2 separate regions of the Homo sapiens genome follow, and region 1 is linked to region 2. The links are chromatin contacts, found by Hi-C or POLR2A ChIA-PET in ENCODE. All regions are on one chromosome and are shown on one strand. The core of a region is the stretch at or near the end of the contact, and the rest is flanking DNA. Distances in the headings are between cores, read along the strand shown.

Region 1 (2,700 bases), core at 168-2,667, 49 kb after region 2:
CAATTTAATCAATAATGCATTATTCAGTATTTCCAGTTTTTGTTTCTTAAAAATGGCCAGAGACCTTTGCATTCAAATATGTACAAAAAAGTCCAGTTCCTCCTAGGCTCTACAATTGGCTTTGAATCTTTTGCCATTGTCTCTCCCACACCTAATACAATAACTGATTTTTTTTCATCTTTGTTGTGACTTGCTTTTATTTAGCTTTTCCAAAGCATTCATCTTATTCAATTAGTCATTGAAGATAGACCAGGTTTGGTCTTGTCCTCCCATTTAATCAATTAACATAACATTTTGTTAAATTATTTGATGATAACCCACTGAACTGCAGGGGGTAGAAGTGTACAGAAAGAGTGCACTGGCTTTCCAGAAGCACTTGGTGTGCCATGGGCATCTAGCAATATGTTTTACAGAGAAAAAGGTGACTAAGAAGTCCTTGGCCTCACATGTGCACATGTTCAACACTAACTTTATTTAATGGAGTTTTGTTCAATTGCTCACTACCTTGATGTATTCGACAAAATGCCTGCTGTCTGCCGTGTTAACCCTGGCAATTTCTTTTGTCTGTTTTCTTGGCTTTGCAGCATTCTTGCTAAACAACAACAACAACAACAAAACCCCACTCTGTCTAGCTATATTCTTTCTGATATAGAGAGCTATTAAGGAGGATTATATTATCTACCCATTTGACAAGAAGAAACATTTCGTGATTGAAGGCTGAGCTGGAAAATGGTCCCTGGAAGCAGGAGTAGTTCCCTGGACTTTACCCCACCTTGTGTAATGTGGATTCCTATTCAAGTGCTTCATCCTGGGCTCTGCTTCCAGGGAACCAACCCCTCCCAAGATGGGGAATTGAGGGCAAGTAAAGAGAGCAGTGTTCTCATTAACTGTATGAAAGCTGTAAGGAAGATTGAGAAGGAGGATGACACAGAGAAAGATGCTAAGAAAAAAATGTGGCTTCAGGTGAAGGCTCAGCCTGAACCCAAGGGAGCTCTGGGCTACAGGATGTTTCTTGCCTTGAAGCCACCACTGGGGCAGGGAGTTGCAAAGCAACATAACCTGAGAACTGCAGCTTCCATCATCCAAGTACAATCCTCCAAAGAAGGCTGAAGTTATGTGAGCAGGTAGCAGCAGCTAAGCAACACATGTGTGAAAACTAAATTGATAAAAGCAGTAAAAGGGGATCTTTGTAGGTGATTAACTGCAAATTCACAGAATATCAGATAGTAAATGTGTGGTATTGTTAAAATAACTACTTTTATTGGACCCAATTTACGAGCCTCCCTAAATTTTCTGGGTTTCTCTTGTCTCTTGGGCCCTCAACTGGTTAGACAAAAAGAGACCAGCCCCAATTTCCAAATGTCACCAGCTGACCCGTCTCCTCTGGGAAAGCCAACTTCAACATGTCCTCTATTATGCCTTCCTCCTTGGGAAGTGCAGCAGCTGCAGAATCCAGACATGACCCAAGGAAACACACAGACTGCGGTTTCACCTTTCACCTGTTTCCAGACTCAAACACAAAGCATCATACAGTTAAAATGCCACACAGTAAGGCATGGCATTTGGCTTTCGTAGTGCTTTTCCCAAGGGGCCATAGGCACAACCAGGAAGAGCATAGGAGCTAATGCCAATGGGGAAAACTTTAACCACTGGGGGGCAACTTATAGATAAATTCCTTTTTGCTCTCTTCCTCTGATGGATTGTTTTGAGCTGCTGTGGTTCTGTGGAGCATGTCTAGAGATTGTCCCTTGTGACTGAGCAGGTGGCTCTATTTTCCATTCTGAATCTGTGGCTGGCAAAGCAAGCACCACCTAGTATCTGTTTTCCATTCTTCCTTGTTTCACTTCCCCTTTTCCCTCACTCTTCCTGCCCTGCAATTGCACCTCCTCACCTCCCCCAAAACGTTAGCACATAATCTTAGCTTGATTTCCAAAATCAAAAATAAAAACACACCAAAACAGAACCGAAGGCAAAGACAGCACCCCTAGAGATCAAAGTTTCAGTACATGTACAAATCCCCTAAATGGTGGGATTTCACTGTGAAACATCAGGAGAGATATTTTGAGTAAAGAGAGGGTAATCCTGAAATTGTTCTTTTGTTCTTTTTCTGTCTAAACAGTCAATCTTATTAAAATCTAAGTGGATGCTAAGGAACATCCCCAGGATGCTACAAAGAGTTTTCCTTTGTTAAGACGTCTTTTACAAACTAGCTCGGTGTCATGAGCACTGTGGTGAGGCACAGAAAGTAAAAACAATGCAGAGGAGAATGTAGCAACCTAGAAGCTGCTTTTCCTCAAAGGAGTGCAGAACATTCATGAACTGGCATAATGATGAGAGTGATGCAAAACATTCTTATGTTTCAAAAAAGAGAATTGACCTGTTCTTGTGGCTCTGGTCAGATTGAGACCAGCAGTTATGAGGCCAGGACTAGTCTTTTAAAAAATATATTGACAGATAACATTATATGTTTTTATCGTGTACAACATGATATTGTGAAGTACACATACATTGTGAAATGGTTTTGAGCGTTACTAATGTGCAGGCTAGAGAATCTGTCCCAACTGCAAGTGATGTTTGCATCATCATGTCACAATTAGTACTGATGGCTGTGGTCAATTTAGTCTGGAGCTATTAAGATGGGTATGGGGGAGCTGTTCTGTTTTCGCTATTTTATGCTTGTAGAAATGGCCTCAATTTTCT
Region 2 (2,700 bases), core at 81-2,580:
TCTTCCCCATCTCTTCCTTGACTTCCTTCTTCTCTAGTCAGAGTCATCCATAGTGAGCCTTCTGCTGCCCACTGGAAACTGGGTTGAAAGTCCCAGCTACTCGGGAGGCTGAGGCAGGAGAATGGCGTGAACCTGGGAGACAGAGCTTGCAGTTAGCCGAGATCGTGCCACTGCACTCCAGCCTGGGCGACAGAAAGAGACTCTGTCTCAAAAAAAAAAAAAAAAAAAAAAACGAAAAACAAAAACAAACAAAAAAGAAAACGTTGGCGTGGGTGACTTTGGGGATTCTAGGAAGAGCCCTGGCGCTTTCAACCCAGTTTCCAGTGGGCAGCAGAAGGCTCACTATGGATGACTCTGACTAGAGAAGAAGGAAGTCAAGGAAGAGATGGGGAAGAGGAGGGGGAGTTCCCCAAATGTACTTTGCCCTCTCCCCTGAGTGTGCATGTGTGGCAGGAGGTTAACGTTGATGTGGTGAGTAATGCCGAAAGGCTATAAAGCTAGACAGGGCCCTATGATTATATGATCAGGGGATTTGTGTGCTGTGCCAAGGCTTGGATGGCATCCTTTGTTCCAGACAGAAGGGTCCTGTTTATTGTCCTCCTAAGGTAATTTTTGTTCACTTTGTAACTTTTGCTCCCATGCACTCAGCAAACAGATATTGACCAGCTACTATGTGCTAGTAAGTAAGTGGTAGTTGTTTGGGATACAATAGTGAGTAAAGCATGACTCTTAGCATCTGTTGTATGTGCATGCATGCCATGCATGTGACACTGAGGGAGAGAGAGATTAAATGATATGACAGCATAGAGGCTGGGCACTGCCCAACTTTCCATGTGGAATTCAGAGAGGTCTTTATTTCTCTGAAGTTGAGTTTAAGCTTGGGTGTTCTAGCGACCAGAACTGTAATGGGAATTGTAGGTGCAGATGAACTTTGTGTAGGGTTATGGTTCTTTCTCACAGAACTATTGGCACCCACTGCAACCAGCTACACAATTTTCTTTACAACTCTGCAGCAAGCTAGACAGGTCACAGGCAGTCCAACCTCAGGAGGTTGCCTGTATCATGTTGATGGTGAAGCTGACACCATAGCATGGAAACCAGAGTCCACTGCTCCCACAGCTCAATGCTTAGCTGTTTCAATATGTTGTCTGAAACTGCATCTTCTAATTCCTGGACTTTTCAGATCTGTACTGACTCAGATCTGGGTGGGGCTTAGTTTGAAGGAGGGAGTCCTTGGTGATGATGTGATTTCCTTGGTCTGTCATAGGTAGCAAATCAAACGTACCTTGGACTTTACTCTCTGAGAAACTCATAGCTGAATTCAATGTTTATTCTTATGGACTACTTAGCATTTGACTAGACGGTATGAATTTCTAAGTAAGGTAAGGATTTCTTTCTAAGTTGTTTATACCTAGAACTTAAAAGTGGGCATGAATAAATCAAATATGGGTGGTTTTTAGTTGACACTTTATTTTCCCGTTAGGAAAAAATTAGTGACTGATCTTTTAAATTGATTTAGTGCATATACTATGTATTGTGCATATGCACCAAACAAATACTTAGTAAAAGGTTGTCTTGAAGGAACATGCTGATATATTTCAAATAAAAGAACTTAGCAAAAATGAGGAAAATACCTAACATTCTGGTAAGACAGTGAAAGAGGGATGAGCAATGTTTGTTTTGAAAATTATCTGCGAACTTTAAAAAAATCTCTAAGAGTGTATTCTTACTTGTAATTGTTCATCTAGTTACACTACAGAGTTTTATTAGCTGCTCCAAGATGCACTGCGTTCCATTCTGTGGTGGAAACAAAAGGACCGTAGTAGTGGTTATCTAGCAGAAGAATCGTGATCTTTGAATTCTAATACAAGAAACTTAGAAGTCTCCTAGATATTTCCACTGTCTCAGGGAAGAATCATTAAGTTTATGTCATTTTTTAATAACTAAAACAAGATTCAAAAAGTTAAGATTCAATTCTCATTGGGTTTCTATTGTTTGGGACTTTGGATAATAGAAAAAAATATGAACAGGTAATTTAGGTTTTTTTGTGTTACTGGTACCTGACAAAACAAACTTGAGCTTCCCATTTCCTAGAAACTTGGAGGAAATAATTTCTGTCCAGAATGGCAAATTGGTGTCATATCCCATTATAAGCATATTTTAATCAAAAGATGCAATAAAGTGTAGTGGTCAAGATCATAGTCTCTAGAGTCAAGTAATCCTTGGTGCATTTACCTGCTTCATCATTAACCAGTTGTATATTTTTCTCAGAGCCAGTTTCCTAATCTGTAAAATGGGGGTAGACTAGTATTGCTGTGAAGATTAAATGAAATTTATTAAAGTGCTTAGCAAAGTGCCTGGTATGTAGAAAGTGTTTAATAAATATTATTATTTCAGAATATAGATGTAAAAGACAAATGATTTCCTATATAATCATATTGAGTAGCCTGAAAGTTTGGTGGCTCTTAAATAAATCCATGAATGAAGGCTCTGCCTACTTTTGGCGTGTGGCCCACCAGCATGTTCTATCAGTTGGCCTGAGCTGGGAAAGAAACCAATTCCTGTGTTGAGTTTTCCTCCAGGTGCTTAAAATAGACCATAGCTTAATATTTTGATCATTAACCAGTGATTCTGGGTGGCTTCTCCTTGCTCTGGTCAGTGACCGGTGTAGGTCACGTAGTACAGCATTAAACAAGGTGT

The links. A loop is a pair of places that touch in the nucleus more often than their neighbours do. ChIA-PET counts read pairs that join two places held with the same protein, here RNA polymerase II (POLR2A). Pooled maps may share reads with other maps.
Region 1: POLR2A ChIA-PET joins it to region 2 with 11 read pairs in activated CD4-positive, alpha-beta memory T cell. The contact joins the enhancer-like site here to the promoter of HHLA2 in region 2. A Hi-C loop is called at or near these places in 1 of 168 maps with a recorded cell type or tissue (naive thymus-derived CD4-positive, alpha-beta T cell), 6 of 37 single-sample maps with no recorded cell type and 12 of 50 pooled maps. POLR2A ChIA-PET finds 5 or more read pairs at or near these places in 4 of 52 experiments (WTC11, activated CD4-positive, alpha-beta memory T cell, activated CD8-positive, alpha-beta T cell and 1 more).

The regions. Positions count from the first base shown.
Region 1 is chr3:108,344,219-108,346,918 of GRCh38, forward strand. All of the region lies in intron 2 of HHLA2 (HHLA2 member of B7 family), which reads left to right. Among named protein-coding and RNA genes, the nearest start is that of HHLA2, 49 kb to the left of the region's middle. Within about 2 kb of position 1,418, at least 3 of the 41 ENCODE cell types and tissues checked have a DNase peak (open chromatin) inside an H3K27ac peak, as active enhancers do.
Region 2 is chr3:108,295,218-108,297,917 of GRCh38, forward strand. It overlaps HHLA2 (HHLA2 member of B7 family), which reads left to right and starts at 1,331. Exons shown (of 10, transcript NM_001282556.2): 1 at 1,331-1,382.